Regions from separate parts of the Homo sapiens genome. Here region 2 is linked to region 1. Evidence: chromatin loops called from intact Hi-C (ENCODE). Cell type or tissue: ascending aorta. All regions are shown on one strand. Each heading gives the region's core, and the rest is flanking DNA. Links, peaks and the distances in the headings are about the cores only.

Region 1 (8,334 bases), core at 311-8,310:
TCCCTGATGACCTGTGTTTTGACATTTGAAGCTAAGTAGAGCCTGCTGATGCCTGGTGACCCTGATGAAAGTTAAAACTGATTTAGAAGTTGATGATGTTGCCTGTGTCATGTCCAAGACATTTATTTACTACACTTAATCTTAGCCAAATAACTGAGAAGTGATCAAGACATTTATACATAAACAATGAAGATATAGCTTGCTGCTGGGGTGAAATGGATCTGGCATGCAAAGACCTAGATTCTAATTCTGGTTCTGCTGTTTACTAGTTGTGTGACTTTTGGCAAGCCACTAAATAACTCTGTGTTCTAGTGTCCTCATATTTAAAACGGGTGTGATAGTACAAATCTTGAAGGATTGTTGAGGGGAATAAAGGAAACAACGTAACTCATGGAGTTTAGCACAATCCTTGAAACCTTTTGGTCAGTTTCAATGGAACAGATAATTCAGATCAAACAATAATTATTAAGCACCTTCTGTGTGCCAAGAACTGGGCTAGTTTCTAGGACTACAAAGATAAGGCCTGGTTCCTGCTGTTAAGAAGCTAATGGAGGGATACTAATGAACACTATGTAAATTTTTTAACTCAATCTGAGTCATGATGTTTCAAGATCCCCACAGTTTGCTTATCCCAAAAGACATCCGCAACATGAGCTATTCTGCTGATTAGTCTGGAACATCAAGTTTCTATAGGAAGTGTATAGTGTGTTTTGAGGAGGCCATGTAGCATGATGAAAAGACAGGTATGTGTTTATATGGACTCAGATACTCGTTAATTCACTAATTAATACTCTCAGGTACCTGGGTAAGTTTGTTCATTTCTTTGAATCTCAGTTTCCTTATTTGTAAAATGTGGAGATTAAAATACTCACAGAGTTATTGTGATGGTTAAAAGTGATAAGATATATAACATTCCTGGCACAGTCCCTGGCATAGGGTAGATAATAAATGGTGGAATTAATAAGAAAAAAAATATCCAAAAAGAAACAGAAATGGCTTTGTACCACACTCAGTTGCATGCATGTTTCATGTCCTGGTTAGCTCCTGAATAGGAACCATGTCTCTTAAACCAAGCCTTGCCTTTTCTTTCTTTTCTTTTTTTTTTTTTTGAGACAGGGTCTTGATCTGTTGCCTTGCCTAGGCTGGAGTGCAGTGGCACGATCTCTGCTTACTGTATCCTTGACCTCCTGGGCTCAAGCAATCCCCCTGCCTCAGCCCCCTAAGTAGCTAGTACTACAGGCATGAGCCACCACAACCTCACTAATTTTTAAATTTTTTGTAGAGACAGGCTCTCACTTTGTTGTCCAGGCTGTTCTTTGTTGCTCAGGAGTTTCACTTTGTTGCCCAGGCTGGTCTGTAACTCCTGGGCTCGAGCTGTCCTCCCACCTTGGATTCCCAAAGTGCTGGGATTACAGGCATGAGCCACTGAGCCTGGCCTGGCTTTCTTGAAGATGCCAAACGTCTACCTTATTCCCAGAAACCTTTATTAAATTGTAATCTATAGAAAAGAGGCGATCCCAAGGAAAAGAAAGGAAAAGAGAAACAGGATGCTCATTTTTTTGGCTGCTATCCCTTTCAGATATATTCTTATTTACTTCTTTTTCAAATTTCTTGTAGAGATATATTCTTATTTACTTCTTTTTCAAATTTCTTTTACAGACAGTGTCTCAGTCTGGCATCCAACTCAGGCTGGAGTGCAGTGACATGATCTTGGCTCACTGCAGTCTTGACCTCCTGGGCTCAAGCAATCCTCCTGCCTCAGCTTCCTGAGTAGGTAGGACTACAGATGTGTGCCACCATAACCAACAAATTTTTTTTAATTTTAAATTTTATTTTTTTTGTAGAGATGGGGTCCCACTATGTTGCCCAGGCTGGTCCCAAACTCCTGGCCTGAAGCGATTCTCCCACCTCAACTTCCCAAAACATTGGGATTACAGGTGTCAGCCACCAAGCCCGGCCCACACCACATTTCTTTGGGAAAATTCTAAGAACTAATATTTATTTATTTATTTATTTATTTCTCCTGTTGCCTGTATAATTGCAGAATAAGAGCTAATATTAATTGAGTGCTTACTATCTACCAGGCTCTGTTCTAAGCTCTTTACCCATAGGAGCTCACTTAATCCTTGAAACAACCTTTGTAGACAGCTACTATTGTTACTCACATTTTAAAGAAGGGGACACCGAGGCACAGAGAAGTTAGCAAACTTGCCTAAGGCCATATAGCTACTAAGTGATGAATCTGGATATTAAAACCCTGGTACTATGGCACCAGGATCCACATTCTTAAGTACTAAGCTTTGAGCCTCTCCTCAACTAGAAGTAGAAACTCCGCCCAGCGCAATGGCTCACACCTGTAATCCCAACACTTTGGGAGGCCGAAGTGGGTGGATCACCTGAGGTCAGGAGTTTGAGACCAGCCTGGCCAACATGGTGAAACCTCGTCTCTACTAAAAATACAAAAGTTAGCCAGGCGAGCGCCTGTAATCCCAGCTACTTGGGAGGCTGCGGCAAGAGAATCTCTTGAACTTGGGAGGTGGAGGTTGCAGTGAGCCGAGATCGTGCCACTGCTCTCCAGCCTGGGCGATAAGAGTGAAACTCCATCTCAAAAAAACAAAACAAAACAAAACAAAACAAACAAAAAAAACAGAAACTCATTCATTTCTATACCATCTAACTACTGATCCACTGGCATCTGAACCCATACTCTCTGCTCTTCTTTCTTGTTACTTTGGATAAAGTATCTCTGCTAGTATCAAAAGTCAACCTTTGCACTTGGGCTTGGGGTCTCAGTCTTTTCCTTTCTTTCTTTTTTTGTATTTTATTCCAGTGTTTTGCCAACACAAAAAGAGGTCTCAATCTTATGAAGGGCTTCACTGCTGCTATTCTCTCTTTTCTCTAGGATGTCCCCAGTTTTTCCCTCTCTTGAAAATCAGCAAAGTAATATTCTCTAGTGTCTTCGATCTAAATAATAATTTTAAAAAAGGACAAAGAAAGCCCTTCCCTTGACCACACCTCCGTTTCCAGCTAGTGCCTCATCTTTTAGTTTCCTTTTTAGCTCTTTCTCTTGATATTTGCACGGCTGGCCTTTTCTTATCCTCCATATCTAAGTTTAAAGCCACTTCCTAAGAGGCCTGCCCTATAACCACCCCCTATAAATTAGCTACCCACTGACTTCCTATTAAAATAATTTATTAAATTATTTGCAGTGTTAATCAGTATTGGATATTTTTCTTGTTTACTTGTTTAGTGTTTGCTTTCACCACAGAATTTAAGCTCTGAGAGAGCTTATTCACTGCTGTATTCCCAGGACCTCCAACAGTGCCTAGATATAGTAGGTGGTCAATAAATCCTTTGGTTTTTTTTTTTTTTTTTTTTTTTTTGTGTGAGAGAGAATTTGGCTCTGTCACCCAGGCTGGAGTGCAGTGATGCAATCTCGGCTCCGAGGTTCAAGTGATTCTTGTGCCTCAGCTAGGACTACAGGGTGCGCCACCACGCCCAGATAATTTTTGTATGTTTAGTAGAGATGGGCTTTTACCATGTTGGCCAGGCTGGTCTCGAACGCCTGATCTCAAGTGATCTGCCTGCCTCGGCCACCCAAAGTGCTGGGATAACAGGTGCGAGCCACCGCGCCCAGCCAATAAATGCTTAAATTGCCCCTGTAGGCTGTTAGTGATCTATCCCTACTTCTTTGACCTTATCTCCCACCACTTTCTCCCTGGCTCACTGCTCCACGCACACTGACCTCCTTGTTGATCCCTCAAGATGCCACGCTCACTCCTAACATTTGGTCTTTGCATTTGCTATTCCTTCGTCTTGGAAGGCTCTTCCACCAGGCTCCCTCCTTCGCTTTCTTCAGGTCTTTGCTTAAAAGTTACCTTTTCACTCAGGCCTTCCCTGTTTGGGAATTTAAAATAGCAGTCCCAGCGCTCTCTCCTTCCTTGCTTATGTTTTTCTCCATAGCATTTATGATTTTTTAATGTACGATATAATTTACTATTTATTTTACCATTCCCCTCACCTGTCATGAAGGCTCTGTTGTATCCCCAATGTCTAGAAGAATGCCTAGCACAAAACAGCGAATATTTATTAAATGAATGGATTTGTGGAATGAATGCATAAATGAATATCAGATATGAAATCTTTTGGAAGTGGAAGGTATCATGGCCAGTAAAATTATTTATTAATATGTTCATAATCTTTTTTCTTTACTCTAATCCCATGACAGATTATAAATAATCTTAATAGCAGTATTCACGTTTGCATTCTCGCATCCGTGGCATGGAGTCCTACACACAATAGGCGCCCTAAGAAAGCGTGTTTGACTTGATCGCTGGAGCATCTGCCGGCACCGCCCAGGACCCGCCCAGGACCCGCCCCGCCCCCTGCGGCCCCGCCCCCCGCATGCTGAATGCCATATAGGCGAGTGACGTCAGGCCGTTTGTTGTCATTGGCGGCTCCCAAGATGGCGTCCATCATGGAAGGGCCGCTGAGCAAATGGACTAACGTGATGAAGGGCTGGCAGTACCGTTGGTTCGTGCTGGACTACAATGCAGGACTGCTCTCCTACTACACGGTGAGTCCTTGGAGGGCACAGCTCCAGGCGCCTCGGGGCCGCGTTTCCTGGGTGGAGGTGGGGGACCGGGGTTTTAGGTGGCTGAGTTGAGGTTGCTAGTCTGGGGGTGCCGCCGTACGCGAGGGTTCCCTTGTTGGGGAGGGTTTTACGTCTCGGATAGCCAATGAGGGTGAGGGAGAGAGGGGCGCAGCCAATAAATAGAAACTAGCTGTCTGATTTATGGGTTGGGGGTGAGCCAAGTTTCTTTCTTAGGGTCCGCTATTAAGCGGTAGTGGGGTCCAGCATGGTTGTGAGCGGGTAAGGGTGATCGTAGTCATGGCTTAAAAGGTCCAGTCTTGCGGTTCATGCTGTCTTCATATGTTGTCATGGACTTTACACTGTCCCACCAAGGCCCTGTAGCCGGCCGCACCCCTTAGCTTCCCTCCAGGGATTGAAGAGCTCTGCTTCCTCGGAGGAGTGGCCAGAGGAGCCGGGACAGGTCCAAAAGTGACCAGCCCTCGGGCAACACCAGGGGGTCCGAAATCCCTCCAGTCGGTTCAGGTTGTGTGTCTCATTCAAGGGACGCACCCCTCTATTTAGCGGGAGGCGAGCTCAAACGACGCCTTAACTTTTGAGAGCCAAGGATTTCCTACACGCGAGACTCTTGTCAGCGAAGAGAGACAAGTGATAGTGCAGTGTCCCCTTACAGTTACATTCTGGGTTCAGGGCTTCACTGTTGTTAACATGAGTTGGTGGCCGTGGAAAAGTAGATGAATTGCTGTGAATCTTACGTGGTTGTGTGTGTGTGTGTGTGTGTGTGTGTGGTTTTTTTTTTGAGACGGAGTCTCGCCCTGTTGCCCAGGCTGGCGTGCAATGGCATCATCTCGGCTCACTGCAACTTCTGCCTCTCGGGTTCAAGCGATTCTCCTGCCTCTGGCCTCCCTAGTAGCTGGGATCACAGGCATGCGCCACCACACCCTGCTAATTCTTGTATTTTTAGTAGAGACGGGGTTTCACCATGTTGGCCAGGCTGGTCTTGAACTCCTGACCTCAGGTGATCCACCCGCCTCGGCCTCCCAAAGTACTGGGATTACAGACGTGAGCCACCGCGTCCGGCCTTGAATCTTATGTTTTGACTATCCCCTCCACCCTCATCGCATTCGATATGGAGAGTAGGTGGTATTAGGGAGATAACTTACTTAGAAAGGTACTTTCTCTGAATGGTGTATAGTTGACGATAGCCGATATGAGGGAAGAAAATACATAAGAGGACAAAATAGAATGCCCAGAAAGCTTTAGAAAATAATAGAAGACAGAAAGAAAAACATGATTATGGAAGAAGGATTAAGGTTGATGAGAGAAAGGGGACACTGAATTTATTTGTTCATTTAAAAAATATTATTGAGCTGCTATGTGCGTTTTCATGCCAGCAAGAATAGACAGTAAAAAAGACATTCACTGTTCCTCTTCTCTGGAGCTTATATACTAGCTTGGTGAGTCCTTTAATTCATTTCACTCCTAATAACTCTGCAAGGTGGTTATTCATTATCTCCATTTAATATCCCCAGTTACAGTTTTGAAATCTGAGGCTCCAGGCTTTTAAAGCAATTTGCTCAACATCACATAGCACTAAGTGATGGAATCAGGATGCCAAATTATTGACTTTTTCTACTAAACTTCGCTTTCACTACAGGAAGGAGAAAAGTGTAAGTTGTGAGTTACTAAAGGCAAGCTTGCAAGAGTAAAAGTATTACTTTCATCATCCTTCAACTATCAGCTTTCTTTCTCTACATAGTTTTTAAAGGGAAAAAGACTAAACCTTAATGAGTCTTAAACACATTGTTCAAGATTGTCTTTAGGTGGGCATGAAAGAGAGGCAACTGAATATTATGTCCTGAAAACTCTGGAATTATGAAACCCATGGCTTAGATAAAGGAAAAGTAATATTGGGTTTAAGTAGATGTGATAATCAGAAAATCCCGTAAACTCTATTCAAGATAGAGTGATTTCAGTGAGTGACACTATGCAGTTAAGTTACTTTACAAATCCCAAATTTGTGTGGATCTGAATCTAGGACCATACTGGAGAGGCCCCCAGCTGAGGTTCTTGGGAATGCCTAGCCCAGAAAGAATCTTCCTTTTTCCTCTTTTTCTTCTTTTCATGTATCCTTTTTCTGCTTTGTTGCCCTTTCAGTTTTTGAATACTTGGACAAATATCTCTTTTCTTGCTGGCTAAATATAGGGTTTAAAAAAATACTTTTTTCCCCCTCAATGCTTATCCTTCTTTTTGAGACTAGATTCCCTAAAATATTATCCTTGCCAGAGGAAGGAAGTATCATATTTCTCACTAACAGCTGTTTAGAAGATTTTTTTTCTTTTCTAGTTCCTTGATATTGAAGTATTTGCTTACAGAGAAACAACAGACAATTGTTGTACCATCTTGTGAAAATAAAATGATACCCAATCTCAAATTAGAGGAGGTCTAGTGAAGAGGGGAAAAGGATAGATATTTACTTAAAAGGGAAGGTAGGAGACACATTGGATATTGGCAATGAATTCTACACACATGACATTATTTCAGTCCATTCGGATTCTGAAGGATTTGAAGGTACATATTAATGATTTGCATGTGGCTAATAACTTGGAGCTACATCTTCCAGGAAGAATATCTGAATTAGTTGTGTAGCCTTCCAAGCAAGGCAGTGAATAGCATAACTTTATTTCTTGTTTCCAAAATCACTTGGCCTGTAGTCTGTCTCTGTGGTTGTTAATATATTCTAGGGTGGTTCTGAAAACCCTGAACTAAACTAGAGTGACCTTGCTTTAGAGTTGGCTTTACTGAGAATTGTTCTTGAGGTAATCTCAGGATTGGGTTAGGATCATTGCGATAGTTGTGAACTGAATAGATTTACACAAGCCTCACCTTAGTTGAATTTTTATTAGATGAAATGGCCAGGGAGAACTAAGGATATAAATTTAGGAACACTATGTGAGCAACCAATTGTTTATGTGGCTTATGATCACAAAAGAAGATATGGAAGGAAGGAAATTGGGGGAGTTATAGATCTATGAGGAATTGGAAGTTTAGAAAGAGGAGTTTGTGCCTTTTGTTAATTTATGAAAGGTTACTGAGTACCTATTGTGTGCCTGGCACTTTGTTAGGAAGTGGGGTTAAAGTGGCAAATAAGATGGAAATTGTTCATCCTCTCATGGTACCTATAATATGTTGGGGGACATACCAGATAAGAGCTGTGATAGAGGAAGCACAGGGGGATACATAGGTGGGCTACTTGACTCAGTCTTGAAGGGTTAGGAAAGGTTTCCTTGGAGAAGCAGGTTTGTTTTGACTTGAATGATGAGGAGAGATTAGCCGTATGAGCAGAGAGGGAAAAGTGCTTGAGACAAAGGGAATAAAAGTTTTTTGGAGGAGAGAAGAGTAAGCAGCTTGTCAGTTCTGGAGGTTGGGCTGTGAGGTAGGTAGTAGTGAGAGATGAACTGGGGAGCTAAGCAGGAGGACAGATAATGAAAGGCTTTCTTGGCAAACCATGTTAAGGAATTTGAACTTTATCCCCAGGGCAGTGGAGAGCTATTTCAGTGTTGTAAGCACTTTTTATTATTATTGAAAAATCTTTTATTATAGAAATTTAAAAAAATAAATCTATTTTATTTATTCATTTATTTTGATAAGACTGGTTAATTTTGTATTTTTGGTAGAGACGGGGTTTCACCATGTTGCTGAGGCTGGCCTCGAACTTCAGGGCTCAAGCATTCACTTGCCTC
Region 2 (8,334 bases), core at 322-8,321, 56 kb before region 1:
GTAGGGTGCTATGAGTAGTGGAGATGGTTAATGGGTACAAAAACATAATTAGGTAATTTCAGAACTTTGGGAGGCCGAGGTCAGGACTTTGAGACCAGCCTGGCCAACATGGTGAAACCCTGTCTCTGCTAAAAATACAAAAAATTAGCTGGGCATGGTGGCGGATGCCTGTAATCCCAGCTACTTGGGAGGCTGAGGCAGGAGAAATGCTTGAACCTGGGAGGCGGAGGTTGCAGTGAGCAGAGATCTTACCACTGCACTCCAGCCTGGATGACAGAGTGAGACTCTGTCTCAAAGAAACAAAAAAAAAGTATATATATACACATATATATGTGTATATATATACATATATATGTATATATATATCTCAAACTAAGTAGAATGAATAAGATCTAGTATTTGATAGCACAAAAGATGGCTATAGACAACAGTAATTTATTATACATTTAAAAACAACTAAAAGATGTAATGGGACTGTTTGTAACACAAAGACAGGGTAAATGCTTGAGGTGATGGATACCCCATTTACCCTGATGTGATTATTACAAGTTGCATGCCTGTATCAAAATATCTCATGTACCCCATAAGTATATATACCTACTGTGTACCCACAAAAACTAAAAATTGAAAACAAAAACAAAAAACCCTGCCTTACTGTTTCATGGCCAAAAAAGTTTTCTTGTTTTTAATAAGAAAGGCTTTTATTTGGCTTACATTACCCAACCAACCTTGCCTCCAAGAGAAAGACAAGTGATAAAATAGCCACTTTGAATAGAGATAACTATTTTGCTAGGAGCCAATTTTTAACAATTGGTTTTTAAAATTCCTTCTGCATCTTTAAGATATTTTCTTACCTTTGGGATTTTTTTGAGTTGTCAGCAGTCTTGTTAGGAGAACTGCCTATTTGTTGGCTTTTCCATTTTCCCTACTTTCATGAGAACTACTCCTAATCTCTCTGGTCTTTTTAGTGCCCCTTTGCCCCCATTGCCCTTACATTAAACTCATGGGCTATGAGAGTGCCAGTTCTGCATCCTAACTGGTAATCATGGTCTACTTGTATCTTCTCTGTAAAAGAACTGTGAACTGTGTTCGACTAAAGCCTAAGGCCCTAAGGAATTCATTGAAAGTTACCTGTGCTATCCCACTTGAGTAATAACATGTAAAGAGTATAGGTTTGGGCACTTGTTAGAGATGGGCCCTGACAAATCAAGTCTCCTCGCTGAGTCCTCAGTGTTCTCATCAGTAAAATGGCAACGGTAAGTCCTACCCTCTTGGCCTCACAGGGATATGGCACAGACCATATGATGTAAGGGATATCAATGTGCTTTGTATTATTGAAACCACCTTTGCAAAAATTATGACAGTGAGAAAAATCTGACATAGGAAAATTGTGACAGTGAAAGAAATCTGACCTAACCAACTCTATCTTGCTTCTAACCTCCAAGCTGCCCTTGTTCATTCCTGGCCATAGGCCAAACTAACTATAGGAGAAATTTAGTTTATAATCTAATTTAAAAAAAAATCATGCCTGTAATCCTAGCACTTTGGGAGGCCAAGGCGGGCAGATCACGAGGTCAGGAGATCAAGACCATCCTGGCTAACACGGTGAAACCCCCTCTCTACTAAAAATACAAAAAATTAGCCAGGCGTAGTGGCGGGCGCCTGTAGTCCCAACTACTTGGGAGGCTGAGGCAGGAGAATGGTGTGAACCCGGGAGGCGGAGCTTGCAGTGAGCCAAGATTGTGCCACTGCACTCCAGCCTGGGTGACAGAGCCAGACTCCGTCTCAAAAAGAAAAAAAAAAGATAATAACAGCCCCTTCCCAAAACAAACCCCCTCCTTCCTTGCTTGGGGACCAGACTGCCTTTGTAAACTAACAAAATAGAAATTATGACTCAGGAGTCATGCAGCCAGAGGCCACCTCCCCAATTCTCCTATAGATAACATCACTATTGTAAAACCTAAGATTGGTATTTGAGGTATTTTTCCGACTCTGCATTCTGATGCAGAGTGCAGCTGGCACTACCCAAATTGATAAACTGGCTCATCTGGTCTTGTGACCCCCACCCAGGAACTGACTCAGCTCAAGAGGACAGCTTTGACTCTCTGATTTCACCCTCCACCCAACCAATTGGCATTCCCCATTCCCTAGCACCCCGCCTGCCAAGCTATCCTTAAAAAAATCCTAGCCTCCAAATTTTCGGAGAGGCTAATATGAGTAATAATAAATTCCTATCCTTCCGCTTAGTGAGCTCTGCATTTATTAAACTCTCTGTTGTGAAAACTTGCTGTTCTCAGTGCCCCGGCTTTTCTGGGCAGTGGGTCAGATGAACCCATTGGGTGATGACATTATGACTAGGTTATACTCATTGTGGCTAGACTATACTCATTCCTTCAAAGATCATAAGGAGTCCCAATGGTAAGAGGAAAATTTTCTTTGTTCTCTACCATCTCCTCCCAGCCTCTGTGCTGATTTAAAAAACAAAACAAACAACAACAACTAAAAACAATGCAGTCACTTCCACCAAAGAAAAAAAGGTAAAGGGGTTGTGTTTGGAGGTGTCAGAACAGGGAACAGGAGGGGTCAGGGATTAGGCAGGAAAGTTGACCATCTTACTAGGCTGGGACCAAGGAGGGATGGGGAGGGGATCTGGGCTGCCAGAGCATCTGAAGGCTGGAAATTGGGGCAGGGGAAGGTGAGGGAATTCCCACCCATCTCCATACTGAGAGTCACTTGGATTTCCAATAAAGGGCAGGGACCCCATGGTAACCTGGATGTTCTGGGCTGGCTGAGTGTGGGGGTGGGGGTTGCGGGGGATGGTGGAGTAGGACCTGTGAGTGTCAGACCCGATTAGAAGTTAGAAGAAAACATGCTCGCAAGGGTAATGTCAGCATTGTGCAGAATTCTCTCTCTCTCTGTCTCTTTAAAATACAGACACACACATACATACACACACACACACACACACACACACACTCCTCACAAAATTAAGAGACAATGCTGGAGTTTTAGAAATGTAGTCTCTTGGGCTTCACTGCAGACCTACTGGATCAGTATCTGTATTTTAATAAGACCCCCCATTTTATTCATATGCATGTTAAAGTTTGAGAAGCACTCCTCTGGCATGGTTTAAATTCTTCAAATACTAAGGTTTGCCTGCTTACAGAGGTTGATAGAACCCAGAGCAATTAGTGTCAAATACTTTTAATTTTGTATATGAACAAAGATACAGTTTAAAATGTGTACCTTAATGTTTTCAGTGGGGGGATAAGCATTTTAATGAAATAATCAGATTAGGCATATTAATATGGTCACATATGTTTACAAGATGTAGAAAGTTCTCCTTATGTATTAAAAAGAGACAACTGTAAAAAAAAAATAACAATGCAAAGTGTATCCACATTCTTCAAATTAGATAGGAAGAAAAGAAAAGAAAGATACAATGTGTCCCTTCCTCCCTTCCTTCCTTTTCTTCTGAACCCTTCCCCACTCCCCAACACATGCTCCTGGTTATTTACATACATGACCTCCTTGTACTCCTATGTTGGTCTTCTTAAGCCAGAGAAGCAAGAAAGTATAAATAAATAAAGTAGAAAATAAATAAACAAACTAAGAAAGCTTCAAATAGAGGGCGTCTGTCCCAGAAACCTTCGGTGGCTCTGAACTGTAGAAATCACTGATCAGAGACACTGAGACACGTGGCCATGGGACTTTGCAGGATATACCCAAGGACAGGTGGCTGTGGCTTCCAGAGGCTCTGTTGTACAGTGGGTGTAATCAATACAGCAAAGGCTTTAGAGGCTGACAGACCTATGTTTGAATCGTGTCTCTACCATGCGTTAGCTGTGTGCTCTTGGACATGTCGCTTGGTGTTTCTGAGTCTCAATTCTCTCAAACATAAAATGAGGAAATAATAAGGGATAATAGTACTTACCTTATAGAGTTGTGAGAATTTGGGGAGGTAATGTAGGTAAAGCACTCACCCCAGGCCAGTGTTTAACAAAAGTGAGTTCCCTTCCTCTCCAGGGGAATTCTTCATCCAGGACTTTGTAGATTATAGTTTCTAACAGACTCCTGGGAGGAATCATGGCCAAGGCCTTTACTCTGGGGCCTTGAGCCACTCTCTTTTCTCCTGATTTGGGGAGGAGTCCTCCCCATCTTTCTTAATAAGTCTCAGAGAAGAAAGAGATGGAGAGGACAACAACTTTTTAAAGGCTGGCGTATTGGTCCCCTCCTTTTTACCTTCCAATTAAAGGAAAGAAGACTGGCAGAGAGAGGGAAGCTGGGTCAGGACTTATCATCATGGCTGGGGCAATCACCCCTAACATCTGTCCGGGAATTTTAATGTTTCAGAGTTTTACCACATCTCTGATTTCCCTTTATCCCTAGAAGCACCTCCAAGGATCACGTAGGACCAGCAGAAGCAGCGTAAAGTATTGGAACTTTGAATCTGACATCAGAAAGACCTGCACTCAGCCGGGCACGGTGGCTCACGATTGTAATCCCAGGCCGAGGCGGTGGATCACTTGAGGTCAGGAGTTGGAGACCAGCCTAGCCAACATGGTGAAACCCTGTCTCTACTAAAAATAGAAAAATTAGGCAGGCGTAGTGGTGCATGCCTGTAGTCCCAGCTACTCAGGAGGCTGAGCCAGGAGAATCACTTGAACCCAGGAGGCAAAGGTTGCAGTGAGCTGAAATTGCATCACTGCACTCCAGCATGGGTGACAGAGTAAGTGAGACTCTGTCTCAAACAAACACAAAAAGAGCTGTACTTAAATTCTAGCTTTTCTACTTACCTTAACAGATGTATGTCTTCAGGCAAATTATTTAACTTTTCTGAGTCTCCTTTTCACATTTAGAAGTAGGAGACTTTCACAGTGTCATATTTTCACCCCCATCAATATTATTGATGCTTGCTCATTTTCTAATGTGGGACCTGAAATTTACCAGGTGCTTAAAGAATCTTTTTGTTTTTCAGATTCACTGATTCTAGGTAAATCAGAGGAACAAGCAACATGAACAGAAAAAATGTAGAAAATGCAATTATGCTGAAGTACAATTGTTGTTTCAGAAGTCCAGCATCTGGTGTACTTAACAATAGAGAATATATTAAATTTTTCCAAAATAAAAAAAACAAGTAGGAGACTCGCTAGTGAAAATTAAATGGCATATGCAAAGTCTTTAATACAGCATTTGGTACATGAGAGGGACTCAGTAAATTTTAGTAACTTATAATTATTAGGAAGACTATGACTGCCCCCATTTAAAAGATCAGCAGTCTGAGGCTTATAAAGACCAAGACTTATTCAAGTCTTGTGATTTCCAGCCTGAGGCTCTTTCTACTTTGTGAAAACTGAGAGACTGTGGCTCAGTGGCTCTGAGCTCAGAGGGCTTTACCTGCCAAAGGTCCAGGCTGAGAACACTAATGTTATAATAGTGACAAATGGTGGCGTCAGGCTTATATTTAGGGTTGTCTATTTTGGGATGAATCTACTCCCCCTGGTAATTGGGATTTTCAATGATCCAAGGTTTCCATTCTCCCTAAGCAAAGAACCAGTGAACAAGGCATTAGTATTTTGTCATTCTTCTGATCTCATGCAATCAGAAAGGCCAATTGATATGGTTTGGATCTGTGTCCCCACCCAAATCTCATGTCAAATTGTAATCCCCAGTGTTGGAGGTGAGGCCTGGTGGGAGGTGATTGGATCATGGGGGCAGAGTTCTCATAAATGGTTTAGCACGATCCCCCCTTGGTACTGCATAGTGAGTGAGTTATCATGATATCTGGTTACTTTTAAATTGTGTAGCACCTCCCCCCTTTCTCTCTTGCTCCTGCTCCCACCGTGTGAGAAACCCTGCCATCACTTTCCGCCATCACAGTGGACACCTGAGGCCTCCCCAGAAGCTGATGCTGCCATGCTTTCTGTATAGCTATAGCCTGCAGACCCATGAGCCAATTAAGCCTCTTTTCTTTATAAATTACCCAGTCTCAGGTATTTCTTTATAGCAATGCAAGAATGGACTAATACACCAATTGATTTATGAGGCAGTTGTGTATTAGACATAAGGATTCAGAGAAGGATTCCAGGAGCTTCTTTCCCTTTCTTTGAGTTAATGCACAAGATTCTTTCAAATTCCCCTTGCTACCCAGAGGAAGCCAAGCGAGGTGGCAGGGACCCATTCTGAGCTTGGCCCCATGTCTGCACCAGCTCATTCATGAAATAAAGAAAATGTAGCTTCTCAGAGAATATCATCTGAGTATCCTGGCAGTTGAGGCCGTTCTCTTCCTGGTGTGTAGTGTAGGAAACTGTGGCCAAATAAAATCATGCTTGCTTCAGTCAGTTTTACCTCTGGACAATTTGACACTGATTCCTTTCGTTCTTCTTGCTTCTAACATGAGGTCAGGAGTTAGCTCTTAAAAATAAGTGTCCCTTGGCTGGGTGCAGTGGTTCACTCCTGTAATCCTAGCACTTTGGGAGGCAAAGGCAGGCGGATCGCTTGAGGTCAGGAATTCAAAACCAGCCTGGCCAATAGAGTGAAACCGCGTCTCTACTGCAAATACAAAAAATTAGCCAGGCGTGGTGGCACGTGCCTGTAGTCCCAGCTACTCGGGAGGCTGAGGCATGAGAATCTCTTGAGCCCAGGAGGTGGAGGTTGCAGTAAGCCGAGATCACGTCACTGCACTGCAGCCTGGGTGACAGAGCAACGCTCTGTCTCAAAATAAATGAATAAATAAATAAAATAAAAAGTGTCCCTACCCCTTGCATTTTTGGCTCATTCATGGACACCCTTTCTCCTTCTGGCCTGTTTCTAAGACTTCCAGTTCCTGACCCCAAACCCATGTCCTATTTTGACCACATTCCTGTGACTGGCTGCTTTCCACCACTCTGGACAAACTCCAGGCCCAGGGCTGCCTGGCCCTATACCTGTCAAAGTTGGCCTTTACCAGCCCACCCCGTCCAACGTAGGCATAGCCCTGTGAGCAGGGCTCAGATGAGGGTACAGTCTTATTTGCGGGGTTTAGGGGAAGGGAAGATGACCACAGGATCTCAGAATTTCTGTTTCATCAATTAGCGTTGACATGTCTTTTGTCTCATTTCTCACACCCATTGGAAAGAGAGACCCCCCTCACCTTATACTTCGGATTTGGCATCAGAGGCCTTTCCCACTCCCCATCCATAGCCTCCTTCCAGTTATCTGGCTTCTTGGCTTCTGGATCCAGGATGTATTCAAAGTCTTCCCAGTACTAAAATGAAATGTTCCTTCATGAGGATAGATGCGTAGGCTGAGAAAAAACTGGGGTCCAGGCTGGGCGTGGTGGCTCACATCTATAATCCTAGCACTTTGGAGGCCAACGTGGGAGGACTGCTTGAGCCCAGGAGTTCAAGACCGGCCTGGGCAATATAGTGAGACCCCATCCCTACCCCAAAGAACTTTAAAAATTAGGCAAGTGTGGTGGCATGCACCTGGTGGGAGGATCTGAGCCCAGGAGGCAGAGGTCACAGTGAGCCATGATCATGCCATTGCACTCTAGCCTGGGTGACAGAGCGAGATCATCTCAAAAAAAAAAAAAAAAAAGAAAGCAAGAAAGAAAAGAGAAGAAAGGAAAAGAAAAGAAAAGAAAACGGGGGTCCAGAGTGCTGTCAGGCTGGACCTGGCTCCTTCCCTCTGCCCCCTCCCATCATCATCTATATGAAGGTCCAGCTCAGGACCTGTAAACAAATGCAGGGCAGAAAAGAAAGAGGCTTTAAGCACTTCCAATCCCTCCTCTGGGTTCACTATCATTTTGACCTTGAGTTCTTTAAGCTTAAGTAAGATGGGAATTTCCCTTGTCTCTGGCCACACCCTCCCCCACAATCATGGGCCCTTATTGTTATAATAGGTATTTTAGCCTAGGTCCCTCTTCTTGAAGGCCTCTTGGTGACCTGCTTTGTATCCCAGTATGCTCCCAGGCCTGTGTCAGTCCTTCCTTGTACCCCAGGACCCTCTGATTTCCTAAGACAGAGATCTACAAGATCAAAAACAGCCTACCCCAACTTTTATATTTCTATGCTGTGGAGCCTCCAAGGCTTTGCTCTGCCTGCCTGGCAGTTTGCTTTGGTTGTGACCATTTGTCCAGAATGACTGAAGGCTTCTATGCCAGCCCACCAAATTCACAGTCATTCAACACAATTGTGATTGGGAAAGTTCTCTGGTTCCTAGCCTGTTCTAGCCGTTTTATGATTCCTAAGACAGACAGCATCCTATCCTGGGGGCTATAGTTGTGACAGTGCCCTGTTGATTTAATCAGTTTCCATCTTCCCTTGTTCCACTCAACAGGGAGCATAGAGGCCT

What was found. Peaks named below come from ENCODE experiments on the same cell type or tissue, not always from the same donor. Only the 100,000 strongest peaks of a DNase experiment are listed, where the experiment ranks them.
Region 2: a loop joins it to region 1, with 2.3 times the contacts of the local background. A loop is called at or near these places in 16 of 110 quality-filtered maps.

Annotation. Positions count from the first base shown.
Region 1 is chr1:51,612,646-51,620,979 of GRCh38, forward strand. It overlaps OSBPL9 (oxysterol binding protein like 9), which reads left to right and starts at 4,447. Exons shown (of 24, transcript NM_024586.6): 1 at 4,447-4,576. The coding sequence starts at 4,466. LOC105378719 (a long non-coding RNA gene) reads right to left here. Exons shown (of 3, transcript XR_947339.4): 2 at 4,022-4,065. RefSeq lists enhancers at 4,144-5,052, 5,053-5,960. In ascending aorta, for the core only: no CTCF peak of the experiment used is centred there; DNase peaks (open chromatin) are centred at 2,339, 4,436, 4,706 and 4,996; H3K4me3 peaks cover 4,586 bases; H3K27ac peaks cover 4,324 bases.
Region 2 is chr1:51,556,493-51,564,826 of GRCh38, forward strand. EPS15-AS1 (EPS15 antisense RNA 1) reads left to right here. Exons shown (of 5, transcript NR_183651.1): 2 at 4,390-4,531. It also overlaps a transcript of OSBPL9 not described here and the pseudogene CALR4P. Among named protein-coding and RNA genes, the nearest start is that of EPS15, 41 kb to the left of the region's middle. In ascending aorta, for the core only: no CTCF peak of the experiment used is centred there; a DNase peak (open chromatin) is centred at 4,623; H3K27ac peaks cover 4,159 bases.